Linked DNA regions of Homo sapiens: all the other regions are linked to region 1. The links are chromatin contacts, found by Hi-C in ENCODE. All regions are on one chromosome and are shown on one strand. The core of a region is the stretch at or near the end of the contact, and the rest is flanking DNA. Distances in the headings are between cores, read along the strand shown. Region 1 holds the start of PTF1A (pancreas associated transcription factor 1a). Region 2 holds the start of MKX (mohawk homeobox). Region 3 holds the start of GAD2 (glutamate decarboxylase 2).

Evidence for each region. Hi-C counts contacts between places; a loop is a spot of excess contacts on that map. Pooled maps may share reads with other maps.
Region 2: a map of naive thymus-derived CD4-positive, alpha-beta T cell shows a loop between it and region 1 (16-fold over the local background). The contact joins the promoter of MKX here to the promoter of PTF1A in region 1. A Hi-C loop is called at or near these places in 1 of 168 maps with a recorded cell type or tissue (naive thymus-derived CD4-positive, alpha-beta T cell), 3 of 37 single-sample maps with no recorded cell type and 6 of 50 pooled maps.
Region 3: a map of naive thymus-derived CD4-positive, alpha-beta T cell shows a loop between it and region 1 (18-fold over the local background). The contact joins the promoter of GAD2 here to the promoter of PTF1A in region 1. A Hi-C loop is called at or near these places in 1 of 168 maps with a recorded cell type or tissue (naive thymus-derived CD4-positive, alpha-beta T cell), 3 of 37 single-sample maps with no recorded cell type and 10 of 50 pooled maps.

The regions. Positions count from the first base shown.
Region 1 is chr10:23,189,730-23,194,719 of GRCh38, forward strand. PTF1A (pancreas associated transcription factor 1a) reads left to right here and starts at 2,583. Exons shown (of 2, transcript NM_178161.3): 1 at 2,583-3,585; 2 at 3,975-4,516. The coding sequence starts at 2,802. The coding sequence ends at 4,177.
Region 2 is chr10:27,743,347-27,748,336 of GRCh38, forward strand. MKX (mohawk homeobox) reads right to left here and starts at 2,473. Exons shown (of 7, transcript NM_173576.3): 1 at 2,361-2,473; 2 at 1-151. The coding sequence starts at 69. It overlaps MKX-AS1 (MKX antisense RNA 1), which reads left to right and starts at 1,269. Exons shown (of 2, transcript NR_121652.1): 1 at 1,269-1,602. RefSeq lists an enhancer at 1,964-2,554.
Region 3 is chr10:26,213,705-26,218,694 of GRCh38, forward strand. It overlaps GAD2 (glutamate decarboxylase 2), which reads left to right and starts at 3,070. Exons shown (of 16, transcript NM_001134366.2): 1 at 3,070-3,181; 2 at 3,906-3,965; 3 at 4,138-4,287. The coding sequence starts at 3,106. RefSeq lists enhancers at 84-651, 652-1,217, 1,218-1,784, 4,394-4,990.

The DNA of each region.
Region 1 (4,990 bases), core at 1,333-3,832:
AGGCTAGTTCTGCCCCCTTCATAAGACAATAAGCTTGCTAGCAGCAATGAATTTCCCATGAGCTCACTGGGTGCTCAACGTGAATTTCTCTGTAACTCTTCTGCAAACTCATCAAAAATGTCAGATGATTTTCTGTGGAAGTGGATTGCTAAAATCATATTGAATAAAAAGATACCCATATATAGCCGGGCACGGTGGCTCATTCCTGTAATCCCAGCACTTTGGGAGGCCAAGGTGGGTGGATCACTCGAGGTCAGGAGTTCCAGACCAGCCTGGCCAACGTGGTGAAACCCTGTTTCTACTAAAAATACAAAAATTAGCCAGGCGTAGTGGCGGGCACCTGTAATCCCAGCTACTCGGGAGGCCAAGGCAGGAGAATCGCTTGAACCTGAGGGGTGGAGGTTGCCATGAGCTGAGATCGTGCCACTGCACTACAGCTTGGGCGACAGAGCAAGACTTTATCCCCCAACCCCCACCCTCCCCCCAAAAAAAGAAAAAAAAAGATACCCATATATTCACACTCACTCCCCTGTCTCCCAGTCCTCCACCTACCCACATGTCTATGACACACAGTTTCTCAAGAGCCACCAGTCTAGAGAGCCACCAGAGAAAGCCTTTCAGCCTCTTGAAAAGAGACTTTGTAGGCTCAATTCTAGTCTTCTCTGCAGTGGATAGTTGTCAATATTTCCGATAAGGCTTTGAAGCTGGGTAATTTGCTACTCTTGCATGTCTTCACATTGACCCACGGGCACGGGCATGTTTCCACTTAGTTTTAGTCTACGTGAGGAAGGGGAGGGTGCACATCACTAGCTGGCTAGATCTCTGGCCTTGATACACACACACACACACACACACACACACACACACACACACCCCTTCCCTTCCTTTGAGGTCAGAAAGAGAAATCTAATTGCAGAGAATCACAGCTCAGGCTCTATCACCGGGAAACTGTCCATATTTGCCTTTAAGGATATGCAAATAGTGAACGACTCCTTCACTGTGAAGGCTGAGAAACTAACACAGGAAAAAACTACTGAAAACCAGTCAGTCCTTGGGTTAAAATTGTTTGGGGTTGTTGGCAGTTCAAGGTAAGGCAATCTCTGGCCTTCTAACCTTATATATCTTTTGGTTTAACTCTTTGTTCTCAATTCAGTTAATTACAGTGCAATGTCTAAAACCAAGAAGCGTATTTAAATCACTAATCTGAAGAGGCATGACTTGGAATTTGAGAGGCGTCTGAATACCCAACAGAAGCCTCTAGTGAGACAAGTGCCTGAAAAAGGAAGCGGCCCAGGAGGACGACTCCTTTCAGTCCTCTGTAGAGAGAATACGCACGATGGCTGCGCTTCTGAACTCTCCCGGGGTGGAAGCTGCAGCCTGGCTTTTAACCGGAATTGCCCAGACCTTGAAAGTGTTTCTTTGTTGCTCTTAAAAAGAGGAATTCACGTTGCATCGCAGTCTGTGATAAAGTCTGTCTTGGGGCAGAGCTGCATACGTTTTGTGTTTTTTTTTTTTTTCAGAAAAGAAAGGTCGAGAAAGAAAAAAACAAGTCATTCAGGGATGGTCCCTGTGGCCAGTCGGAAAGGTGAGAGACTCGGGCTTTGAAAACGATTCACATTCTGCCCTTTAACTTCAATGCCTTCCCTCCGGACTGCGCCGGAGCAGACGATTCAATGGACTCCTTTTGTATCCAGTTTATTGCTCAGAATCCCTAGGGTCTAGATTTGCTCTCAGAAGAAACGCGCCCCGCTGAGCTGCTCTGGGGGCTGCCCCTCCCGTCTCCCCATTCCTTTCTCCGGGCCGGGGAGGGCAGGGGAGGCAGCCACTGAGCCGATGTCGCTGGGGACCCGCACCAGGCACCACAGCCAGGCTCCAGAGCGGAGTCCCATAGGTGCGCTCCCAGCCCCCGTGTTGCGTCTGGAACGCAGTGGGAGTGGGCCCGGATCACCTTCCAATGACACCCGCATATACTCTGCAAACTGTGCAAAAGCCCTTGAAAAGTCCAGAGATGGGACAGAAGCCCCCAGCAGAACCCAGGCCGGAGCCCCGCGCACCTCGGATAAGGGGGTGGCGGAATGCACCCACCTGGTCCCTGAGGGCAGCACCCTTAGATTGCCCAGGCTGCCGCGGAGGAGGACGATCGCCGCGCGGGCTCCGCTCTCGCCGTCTGGGCCACCGGCGCGCACCCCTAGGAACTTCTCTGGCCGCGTGTAGACGCGGCGCGCGGCTGCCCCAGTCCCAGGGCGGAAGGAGCCGGCGCTGCTCAGCGCGCGCGGGTACGCAGCGGGCACCGCGGGACGCAGGTGCCCCTGGAGCCGCACGCGGGGCAGGTACAGAATCCAGTATGCAGAGGCAGAGGAGAGGGAAGAGAGCGGTGCGAGGAGCCCCGGGCCGCGCGACCCCGCCTTTTCCTCGCCCCAGGAGCTCCCAAAGGGAGCAAAACGCCCCCCACCCCCGCCCACCGCCGCGCCTCCGGGCCCCCTCGCCGCCGGCACACCGCGCTCTGATTGGCTGGCGCGATGGGTCCCTGGCACGCGCCTATGGATGTTGTTATAAGAATCCTCGCGTGCCGGCCCTCAGCTCCAGGAAGTCCGCCACAGCCCTCCCCAGCGCAGCGCGAGCGCGGGCCAGAGCGCAGCGGCCGCGGGCACTCCAGGGAGGCCCGGGGGCGGGCAGCCCGGCGGCCGCCTAGCTGCCCCCAGCCAGGGCCCCGGGAGGGAGGGGCTCGGACGGGCCTTAGAAACTCACCAAGAACTAACACGCGCAGCCCGGCAGTCCCGCTGCCCACTGCGGCGGCGAGCATGGACGCGGTGTTGCTGGAGCACTTCCCCGGGGGCCTAGACGCCTTTCCTTCTTCGTACTTCGACGAGGACGACTTCTTCACCGACCAGTCTTCACGGGACCCCCTGGAGGACGGCGATGAGCTGCTGGCGGACGAGCAGGCCGAGGTGGAGTTCCTTAGCCACCAGCTCCACGAGTACTGCTACCGCGACGGGGCGTGCCTGCTGCTGCAGCCCGCGCCCCCGGCCGCCCCGCTAGCGCTCGCCCCGCCGTCCTCGGGGGGCCTCGGTGAGCCAGACGACGGCGGCGGCGGCGGCTACTGCTGCGAGACGGGGGCGCCCCCAGGCGGCTTCCCCTACTCGCCCGGCTCGCCGCCCTCGTGCCTGGCCTACCCGTGCGCCGGGGCGGCAGTACTGTCTCCCGGGGCGCGGCTGCGCGGCCTGAGCGGAGCGGCGGCTGCGGCGGCGCGGCGCCGGCGGCGGGTGCGCTCCGAGGCGGAGCTGCAGCAGCTGCGGCAGGCGGCCAACGTGCGCGAGCGGCGGCGCATGCAGTCCATCAACGACGCCTTCGAGGGGCTGCGCTCGCACATCCCCACGCTGCCCTACGAGAAGCGCCTCTCCAAGGTGGACACGCTGCGCCTGGCCATCGGCTACATCAACTTCCTCAGCGAGCTCGTGCAGGCCGACCTGCCCTTGCGCGGCGGTGGCGCGGGCGGCTGCGGGGGGCCGGGCGGCGGCGGGCGCCTGGGCGGGGACAGCCCGGGCAGCCAGGCCCAGAAGGTCATCATCTGCCATCGGGGCACCCGTAAGTGCTTCCGCTTCCCAGCTCAGGGAGAAGGGGTCGGGCACTCGAAGGCTCCGGAGGGGCTGGGGGAGCTGACTGCCAAGCAGACAGTCGGACCGACGGATTGTCGGTGGGCACGGAAAAACTTGAATGCGAGCTCGCGTTTCTCGTTTTTTTTTTTTTTTTTATTTTTCTGCCACGTTGACCGCGGCTCTCAAGGGCGCGCGTCCCCGCCAGACTTGCAGCTCCTCGGATTCCTGGGAGGGGACGGTGGGGACTTGAAGTGTGGAGGAAGAGGGTGGTTCTAGTATAACCGGAGAGCACCCAGGAAAGGGTCCTAAAGGACCTGATGGGACCAATGGGAATGTGGTTGGATATTCACAGTCTGTTTTCTCTTCTCACCTGTCCAGGGTCCCCCTCCCCCAGCGACCCTGATTATGGCCTCCCTCCCCTAGCAGGACACTCTCTCTCATGGACTGATGAAAAACAACTCAAGGAACAAAATATTATCCGAACAGCCAAAGTCTGGACCCCAGAGGACCCCAGAAAACTCAACAGCAAATCTTCCTTCAACAACATAGAAAACGAACCACCATTTGAGTTTGTGTCCTGAGAAGTCCCAGACTCGGCTGAAGATCTGATTATGTCTCTGTGCATATTGTACATGTAAATATCTATAATGTAAATGTAATTTAAGAATCAAATTTTTCGAATGGCAATCAACTGTTTATTATTTATCTATTTATTATCCTGTTGAGTTGATGAAATAGATGATTTCTTTTTAAATATATAATTTATATAACTTATCCTGATTTTCTGAAAATATGCAATAGCCTATGATTTTCCTGAACTCTGTGTTGTTGGGAGAACTCTGGCCAGAAAACGTCCTGCTTATTTATTGCCAGATATGGTTTATTTCTAAGCGTTGTCAATAAATGCTATTTACACCTTTTCCTGAAGGTTTTTGAGTACATGATTTGATAGATACTCTTTAAAAAGAATTAACTTAGTAAAAATTAACCAAACCAGAGACTCAAAGTGTAGCTTTTTAGTAAGAAACTACATTTCAGACTTAGCCTAAAGGTGGGTAGGTTAGAGGATTAGACCTCAACTTTCTATGACAGCACTTCATCTAGGTCGCCTGCCCTACACAGCAACTTTTGTCTGTATTTTGGGCCACCTTCCAAACACCCTATGCAAATACATCCTGGAGTATTTATTGTTCCCATTTTGCAGATGGTAAAGTTAAGGCTCAGAGATGACATTTGACTTACCCAAGGTCACCCCTACGTTGTCTATTCCTGGTGTATAAAAGTGAGCGCGCGGTGCACTGTGGGAGCAGGGAGCTAGTGGGCTAAGCGAATGGGCCTTTCTGCTTCCACTGGCTGGGAAAGGGGCTACTCTTGAGCTGCCCTGTGACCAACCT
Region 2 (4,990 bases), core at 1,223-3,722, 4.6 Mb after region 1:
CCGCTCCGAGGCGCCTCCGTCCTCAAACAGCACCGCACCGCTGAGCTTGTTGAAGACGATGGTGTTCATGGTGTCGGTTGGTAGGGACGCGCGGCGCGGCCGCAGAGCCTCGGGGCTGGGCCGCCGGGAGCTCCGCAGCGGGGCTCGGCTTCTAGGAGAGGAAGGTGCATCTCGTTACTTACTGGCTGAGAGTGCTCAGACCCCTGCAGGTTCAGGGCCTTGAACTTGGCCGGGTCGCCGGGCTGCGGAGCCGAGGGGAGGAGCGGCGCCGCCGCAACTGGCAGGGACCCTGCGGCTCTCCCCAGTTGGCTACACGCCCCCGCCCCTGCAGGTTCCCCGGACAGGTACCTGCCCTCTTCCTTGCCTGGGCGATCGATCCCCCCAATCCCTTCACTCCCCAGAACTACAACCGGGAATCATTCACCCGCAGAGGCAAAGGAAACGAATTCCCAAACGAGCCTCTGGGTTTCAGTTTGAATCTGGGAGAGGCATACTCCGGACTGCGGAGCGCGACCGGCGTGAGGCCGCGCGTGGTTCTTCAATCACAGCAGAAGACTAAAGCCTCTAGGAACCCCAACTCGGGGCGTCAGGAGGGGTTGGATGGAAGGGAAGATTTGGGGTAATGTGCCAACCGTATCCACAAGACCCCCCAGCTCATGAGTCCCAGGCCATACCGGGATTTGGGGGATTTTCGTGTTTTCTAGATCGTGGATGGTTTGGTTGAAACCCCCGCATCTTCTGTCCGCCAAGGTCCCCCGGGGTGAGGTTGGGTTCAAGGACAGGAAAAAGTTAAGTGGCGTCAGGACGAAAGCACCACTTCTCCCCCTTCTCTCCCAGAATCTTCCTATCATCCCCCAACGCGCCCCGGGAAGTGCATGGTCCTAAGGTCCAAGGCGCCAGGACCCAGGTCCCCAGAGCCCTCAATCAGTGCCATTCTCTTCCGCAGCGCGGGTGTCAGCCGCGAGCTCGTAGCCCCTCGACACCCGCCTCTCTCTGGGGTCTCCGGGGACCCTTTCAGAGGCTGTAAAGGTGTCAGAAGCCCAAGGCAGGAGGCAGCTTGGTCGGCGCACCTCCCGGGCCACTGCTGCCACTGTCGGGGAGAGCCAGCAGCTCACCTCTGGGGTCGCGGAGGCCCTGAGCCTCTGCCTGCCGCGCACCGGCGTCAGGAGCAAGTCCGCGCGGCCGCGGAGCCGCAGAGTTACAGCCCCAAGGCGCGCGGCGGACTTCGCCCGCCCCATCTCCTCGCCTCGCGCCTCGGGACAGCTCCCGTTTCCTCCGAGCGGCCTCAGCTTCGCTGCCAGCGCCCCCTTTGCCCGTCCAGCCGCGGCATGGGCTGCTACTCCACTAACACACGCGCGCGCGCATACACACACACACACACACACACACACACACACACCCTTTGCCTCGCCAAGCGCCCACACTCGCCAACGCCCCCGCCCCGCCCTTCGGCCACCGCAGCAGAGGCCACGCGTGACATTTAGGACCACGCGTGACCACCGCGATCAAACGACGGCTACGGTCTGTGTTCGTAGGGAAGTGAAGTCAGACCTCTGCTGGATGTCGTGTGTCCCCTAGGACTGCGTCCTCCCGCGCAGACAGGTACGTGCCTGGGGTGTGCACATAGCCTCGGTGATAAGTGTCAAAGAGAATTTTCGTGCTTGCAGCCCCTGTTCTACAGTCAAGACTCGCGTTGGTGTTTTCTTTTAAAATCATGCCCTTAGGGATGTGTGTTCATGCTGCTTTATTTGTACAAGACACCCTTCCCCGGCCCGGCCTTCTCCGAGCCACCCCAGCGCGTCCTCCTAGATGCGACGACGTGTTTTTCCTAGCGAAGTCATCACGAGGTTAGCCACCTCGGACACTTCCCCGGCAGCCCCAAGCCCACGCAGAGATCGCAGACACAGACACCCGGCGCGCTGTAGGTCTGCAGGCAGCAGGCTCAGAGGCAAGCGATGGCAAAGGTCCGAGCGCTGTCCTGTCGCAAGGGGTCCGGGGGCGTGTGAACCACACTTGCTGACCCTCCCAGGACTCCCGCGCGCGGCCACCCGCGCCTCTTCTCAAATCACTTACCCCGATTCACTCCAGACTGTGGCCGGGGAGGTCACTCCCTGCAGAAGTGTCCCCCTCCCCCAACGCCGGCGAATAATTTTAAAGCAAAGGAGGCGCGGCCAGGTGGGCTCCCAAGCTCCGCGCAGACCCTTGGGCCAGCCTTGGCCGCTACCCGAGCGCCTCTCCACCAGACCTTGGAGGGAAGTTGGGGGAAGGGCGGGAGAGCACCGGCGCCCAGGGCGCAGGGGCCAGAGCGAGCCTGGCGTTCCGCCGCAGCCGGCTGAGACTCGGCGACGCGGGGGCTGTACCTGTGGCTGCGGGGCCGACGGCCGGCTGCAGGGCGGCTGGCTCTCCCGCCTCGAGACTAGGCGCACTCCCATCCCCGCCGCATGTTCTCCACGCGGGCTCCAGCGCGCTCACCACCGCCACCGCCGTCGTCTCGGCTTTATTTACCCAGCCCGGCGCGCGCCGCCCGGGAACAGGAATAGCGAGGCCTTCTCATGTTTCCTGACTGCCGGTCCCAGCCGGCGAACATCCTGCGGGCGCGGTATCCACGTTCCCGGGCGGGTGGAGAGGAAGCGTCCGCGCCCGCCCGGCCGCGGGGGCTGCTGTTAACCCCTAGCAGAGGAGCCGCTGCCGGGGAGCCCCGGGCCCGCCGAGTCCTCCGGAGCCGGGCGCGGCTCCCAGATCCGCCGGCCTTGCAGTCGTGGAGCAGACGGGGCTTTTCCCTTCGCACTTTAGGAGAGAAATTGGAGAAGCTGCCGGGAGCGCTCGGCTCCGGCTCCAGAAGCTGAGAGGCTGCGGTGCAAATCCCGTGTCTTAGCTGGCCCGATTGCCGGAAATTTCACTGCGCGTGGCTAGGCGGGAGAGGCCACTGTGACGCGCCCTGTATTTTCCTCTCGATTAGCTGGAGGGAAGTTAGAGCTCCGTTTTGCACCTACAGCCCTGGAGCGTATTGCGGGAAGTGCTAGTGCCCAGGAGCCTCTTTTCTGATGTCACTGGGCTTCTGGGGTCCTAGTTGTCTCAGTCAAAGCCAGGCACACATTCACCTCCGGGGCAAGGGCTGGTGAGGCTGCCCTCGCCGCTGGGTATAGGGATGGGGGAAAGCAAGGATGGGATGAGTTCAGCCCAGGTGGCCAACCCGCGGTGGCCCAAGTGCAGAAGAGGAAGCGCGCCCAAAGCCAAGGATCTGCACGCAGCAAAGGAGATGGAACTTAGAAGAATCACAAGCTGGGACACAGGGCAAAGAGAGAGAATGGCTACCAGATTCTCTGATTGATGATACTTTGCTTCCTAACATTACCGCAAATATAAGTAGCGAAAGCGGCGGTTTAGGTGCAACTGCAAGCTCAGAGCTTCTGGCAGCCCAGAAGATCCCCAAGGTGCCAACACGAAGCTGCCTGCGCTCTCGCCGAAGGCCCTGTGGTCCTAGCGAACTTTCGCCCTTTTTAAAGAACAAACTTAGATTTCCCCCCACCAAGCTTAAAGAAATAGCGCCATTTGTCCTTTTCCCCTCTAAATGCGGCTGGCCAGAGCCGGGGCAGTGGCCCACCTTAGCATCTTCTTCGTGTGTGTGTGTGTGTGTGCGCGTGTGTGTGTGTGTGTTTGTGTGTTGGGGGGGTCGCTAGAAGTGCTTAAAATATATACCAAAACTATTATTTTAAAGACTAATCACACCCTCAAATTTCATATGTGTCACCTCCCAAATTACGCGATAGCAAACCGTTGTGCAGGGGTACAATGTAAACCATAAAGGAAGGCCGGTTTACATTTTTGCGCACCAGGAAGATACAAAGTATCATTGGAGCACGTTCTGATGTCCTCGGTTCTCTTTTGTTATATAACTTGCTGTTGCAGCGCTTGCATCTTGTCTTTGGCGCTGCCCTTGTGGTGTGAGTTCAGTACAGGCTTCTGGTCTACAGACCTCGCTGTAGGAGCTTAAAGACAGGGGTAAATCCTAAGGTTTCAGCCATCAATTTTCAGCTAACAAATTTCACCACAGAAGCAGATCTAATTGATAATTCATAGGACAAAAGAGCCACCTTCTCTTTTATGGTCTCTATCAGTGGTGTTAGTCACCGGGAATTGTAATGAAATTAGCTCTAACATACCCCTGAAACATTTTTTGGTCAGCTGTCCCAGGTAAAGCAATAGGCATCATACAGTTACTTGCAATTTCCCAGTATTCTACTAACTTTTTGAGCTATATGCTATAGTACATGTTAGTATAGGACAAATGAATTTTGTTGTTTTAGTACTTAACTATATTTACTCAATTTAAAAATGCATTTAGAGCGCTTTTAAGATATACTTACATGTAATATTTGTTTTCTTAAAGTCTGAAATGAAATATACAGCAAAAATCTTAATGCAAAAATACTTTTCATTTGATATAGGAATAAAATACATTTGAGTAAGCCTCAACTCACTAAAAAATTAACATATGGTAATTCCCTTAGACTATGATTTAATAATTAAAATCCATTTAAAAATGAAAGAAGAGTGAAGGATCCATTCTAGAAGTGAAATGGTGTGAAATATCCCTCTGTAATATACCAATGGGCATTTATTTTATTTTTGCAAGTTTTATCCTCTATGCAAAAGGGAAGTGTTGTCTTCATTTTAATCCACACTTCAAATACATTCATTATTAAATTACACCTATTTCTAAAATAAATGTTACTCAGCCTCTTGTGCTATATCCAATGTCAGTATATGAAATGCTATATATAATCCTCAGAAGTAAAGCTTCCAGTTTCAGAAAGTTTTAGAAGATTTAAGAAAGCATATGTAGTTTGTGGAAGATGGCCTTATGCAGGGGGAAAAAAAACCCAAAACACCCAACAACTTAGACCAGAAGTCAGAAGACTTGAGCCCTAATCTTAATTCTGGTTAATTTGATGATGGTTTAGCCTGAATTTAGTAAAGTGTAAAATGA
Region 3 (4,990 bases), core at 1,820-4,319, 3.0 Mb after region 1:
CCCCTGAAGACAAGAGCCCTGGCACTCAGCCCCTTCTGTTATTTCTGTTGGTGTAGGGAGAATTTATGGAGGGAGGCAACAGACTCCCTCCCTAAATTTTTCCTGCACCAATGTTTTAAGTGAGAATAGAAAAGAGAATGGCAAAGGCTTGGTGAATGCTTGGTTGCAATATTTTTGTGTTCTTCCGTGGTTGTTTCCTCTTTTTCTTTCCATCTTCCCTTCTTTCTCTGTCCTTTGACATTTAAGCACGGGAAGGACACAGGAAAATGTGTGCCAGACACTCTTCTTTGGGTCAGCCTGAGACCCATATGTTGGTAAACCAGACACCTAAGGAAACTGTCCCTACAAGTCGGAGGATTGGGTCTCTCGCCCCTCATCTGAGGAAGGGCCTTCCAAAGCGGCCGCCTTCCCTTCCCATTCACTGGCTGCCTCCTTTGTGAACTAATGACTGTAATTATTACCTCCCAGAGCTCTTTTGTTATCTCCAACCCCAAGCCCCGGAGAGGGGGAATGGGCTCTTTAGTGAAATGAAAGTCATTACAAAGCAAATTACCGTCTAGGGAGGGACAGCCTTCAGGAAAGACAAATCAGATCTCCATCTGCATCTGAAGTAGGGTGTGTTTAAATAAAAAATGTAAATATCACCATTAGATCCAAAGTACTCCAGAGCTGTGGGATTTAATGGAGTTTAAACGGTAGCACTTGAAGCCATTGCTTTACCAAAAAGAAAAAAAAATCAGTTAAATTCAGGTGTTTTAATCCGTTTCTTCTTTGGGGGTTTTGTGTGATTTAAACGCTTGCTTTTAAGAACCTTTATGTTTTCAACCACTCATCCATAGTAGAAAAGTTCTGCAACCCTAGACTGCTGGCTTGAAGGAAAACCTTTGCAGGATTTGATATGGATTTCAACAAAGAACCAGCCTCTGCGAGGCTGGAGAGAGCTGCGGAGCTGCCATGCCTGAAGTGCAGATGGCTGAACCACAAGTCTTTAGGTTTCCGGAGTTGTTATTGTGGTGACCTAGAGTGTCAGAGCCAGGAGAGCAAGAAAGAGGAGCCAAACTGAGCCCTGAGTTTTCGACCACCCGGGCTCCCACAGCCTGGAACAGACTTCACCTAGCACGCTCAGTGCCAGCCTTCGGCAGGACGCTATCAACGCCCGACTGGTTTCCTGCTCTCATCCTGGCGCCTGGGCCCAGTTGCCATAGTGTGGATCCCATGACTCCTCAGGGAACCCCTGGACTCAGGCACGCGAGAAGAAGACAGCGCTTTGTGGAGAGAATTGACCAGGGACAGTTATGCTCGAGCACACAGGACTTGGGCCTGTATGCGTCCAGCATGGGCCCCAGGATGTCCCTTCTAAGCGAGGGTCGAGGGGTGCTCGCCCAGACGGGATCCCCGGGTCTCTGCTTTGTTAGCAGCTTTGGTGGCTGGTTCAGGAGGTCAGAGAAATAAAACGACTTGTGAACACAATGGAAATGACAGGCGCTCTGGCCAGGCGCGGGGAAGGCAGCCGCCTCGGGAAGCCGACCTCAGCCCTTTCCTCTCTCTCCCTCCCTCCGTCTCCCCCAGAGCCCCGGAGCTCCGAGGTGCACTTGAAGTTCATCTCCACTGCCAGGAGAACGCAGCGCAAACTGTCAAAGGGCTCCCAATCCTTAGGGCGTCCTCCCTGTCTGCAATAGCTTTTTGTAGAAAGGAAATCATCAGAACGATTCTGACTTTCTCCTCCTTTCTTTATTAGAAAAAGAGAAACCGCCTCCTAATACGCCTCAGAGAGAACCAATCTCGCGCTTCCGGGTCACCCGCTACCGCGAAGATTCTCTGGGGGCGAGGGGGGGCATTGGTTTGAAGCCCCTTAAAACGAGGGCCCTGCAGGCGATGCCTTCTTTCCTACTCGGATTTGTAAAGCCGAGATTGCTTAGTTGGAAACCCTGTTCTCCCCTCCCAGGCGCACACAGATCCCCCTTACACGCAAGCAGCGGGCGCTTCCACGCCTCCGCGGGCCAAGGTCACCAAATGCCCTGATTCCATCCCCCACCCGCCATCAATCCTGCCGACTCTGGCCGCTCTGCCTCATTCTCTTCCAAGAAGTTTCCATTCGTTTTATTTTTTTTTCCCCAGCCCGAGGTCCTCAGTAGACTCCAGCGTGGATTTTAATTGCCTCAATCAGCAGTCATTCTCCCCAGCCGTCACTCAGAGCCTGGACGGTGGGTCCCGCGATCTAGCCCTTGGCTACGCAGGAACGGTGCGCCCCCGGGTACGGCGCGGTTCAGCAGGCAGGCGTCAGGTTCTACCAAGGCGCTGAAATGAGCCCATCAGCGGGTAGGAGCCCTTCCCCCGCCGTCCCCTCCCCAGGCTCGTGAACGGCGCCTGATGCCCGCCCGGGGCGCGAGCTCTCGAGGTCGCAGTGACCTCAGCACCTGCTTGGAGGAAAACGGCGCGGGAACCCCGCTTCCTTCCCCTCAGCTGGAGCCAGACCTCAAACAAAACCCCAATCGATGCACACAGAAAACTCCTCTGGGCCACGCTTCCCGCCTCGCCGAGGTCTCCCCAGTCTGCCCCTCGCTGACGCTGGCGCGCAGCGGCTGTGGCAGCACCCGGGACAGCGGCCGCCCGCACTTCCCGCCTCTGGCTCGCCCGAGGACGCGCTGGCACGCCTCCCACCCCCTCACTCTGACTCCAGCTGGCGTGCATGGTCTGCCTCGCATCCTCACGACTCAGCTCCCTCCCTCTCTCGTGTTTTTTTCCTCCGCCGCCCCCTCATTCATCCCCACTGGGCTCCCTTTCCCTCAAATGCTCTGGGGCTCTCCGCGCTTTCCTGAGTCCGGGCTCCGAGGACCCTTAGGTAGTCCCGGTCTCTTTTAAAGCTCCCCGGCTTCCAAAGGGTTGCCACGTCCCTAAACCCTGTCTCCAGCTCGCATACACACACGCACAGACACGCACGTTTTCTGTTCCTGCGTGACACCCGCCCTCGCCGCTCGGCCCCGCCGGTCCCCGCGCGGTGCCCTCCTCCCGCCACACGGGCACGCACGCGCGCGCAGGGCCAAGCCCGAGGCAGCTCGCCCGCAGCTCGCACTCGCAGGCGACCTGCTCCAGTCTCCAAAGCCGATGGCATCTCCGGGCTCTGGCTTTTGGTCTTTCGGGTCGGAAGATGGCTCTGGGGATTCCGAGAATCCCGGCACAGGTAGGAAGGAGAACGGGGGCCTGCGGCGGGCGAGTTTTGCGGTGGTCTGGGGTTTGCGGAACTACGGAGAAGACGAAGGAGGTTTTTCCACCTGCAACAGGAAACTTCTTCGGGCGCTTCTCCCTGCTTTTGGGCTAAGTCCTTGACGGCCCAAGAGCTCAAGACCTCTACAGCCTCTTGTACCCTGGGAAGACGCCCAAATAGTCTCAGGCCCGTTCCACAGAAGGTTGGAAGAGCCCCCCAAAGACCGCGGTGTCTCGGGGACATGGAATTCCGTGGTCCTGGGGCGCTGCTAAGATCCGGGTGTCTGGACCCTGGGGTGGGACGGAGTGACCGTGAAGATAGAAAAAAAAAATGGGAAAGGTGAGAGATTTCTTTATCTAGAAAGACAGTCTGCGAAAAAATGGATAGCTTCAGTGTTTAGGAAAACTCGTCCAAGGTAGGCAGGGAGAGGAATTTGCCTGAGCCGATTGGCACCTGGAAGGGCAGCGGTGTGGGCTTCTCCTCGGGAAACAGATAAAGGAAATGAGGGCTGGCCCGGGCCGCCAGCCTCCCGCTTGCCTTCTGCACCTGCCGGCCTCACCGAGTCCTGAGCGGCCCCCAGGAGGAAGGCGGCCCCTCCTAGGACCCCGGACTGATTGATTTTCACATAGAACGAAATTTCACACGTCCGTCTGTTGTTCTCTTTCTGCCTCGCTGTCTGCCTGCCTATTCTTCCTTGCAGCGCGAGCCTGGTGCCAAGTGGCTCAGAAGTTCACGGGCGGCATCGGAAACAAACTGTGCGGTGAGTGCCCAGGGACCGGGGCGGCCAAGGTCGGCCCGCGGGGTCCAAGCAGTCTTCTCACCTCCGCATCCCAGTCAGCGGAGTCGGGGTTTCCTGGCTGCGGGTAGGCGGGAGCGAGGGAGCCGGGCCCGGCGGAGGATTGACGAGGCCCGCGTTCGGTGTCCTTACCCAGCCCTGCTCTACGGAGACGCCGAGAAGCCGGCGGAGAGCGGCGGGAGCCAACCCCCGCGGGCCGCCGCCCGGAAGGCCGCCTGCGCCTGCGACCAGAAGCCCTGCAGCTGCTCCAAAGTGGATGTCAACTACGCGTTTCTCCATGCAACAGGTAAAGACTCAGCGGGGAGCCCCGGGGCGCCCCTGCCCCTCTCTCTGCCCCGCCCACCGCGGCCGGTGCGGGTCCGGCGCTGAGAGCCGGACAGGGGCGTCGAGGTGGCAGCGGAGGCGGGACCTGCCAGAATCTTCAGATAAAAGCGAGAAATGCGGGACCTGCCCGCTGGGTCCAAGCCCCCGAACCTGGCCTCGGAGCTCCAAGAGGGCTCTGAGGCCGTGGCGCTCTTCCCCCAGCGCGGCCCTTGGGATGGCGGGTGGCCGACGATCCAGGCGCTCGTGCGCTCACTGAATCGATGACGGCTGGCTTCCCTAGGCCGCTGGGGCCTCGGGTGGGACTCAGTTTCCAAATACCGTGCCCGAGAATTCAGAATTGCATTTTTTTTAGGTCTTTAGATCACGAGAGTGATTTGTAGCTGCAATTGCACAAGAGAACGATTCCATTCACATGAAACCCGCGCGCCGAGTTTTACCCCCGTGCACTTACACACCGTCTCCCAAATGTACGCGCGCACACACACATGCAGACACACATGCATACGCTCTCTCTCTCTCTCTCACACACACACACACACACACACACACACACACACACTGACTTTAGAAACAGCGGGCCTTCCTATCAGACCAGAGATCCTAATGCACCTGTTCCACTTTGGTTTGCCCGAAGGCATTCGAGACAAACACTTCTGACGTGAAAT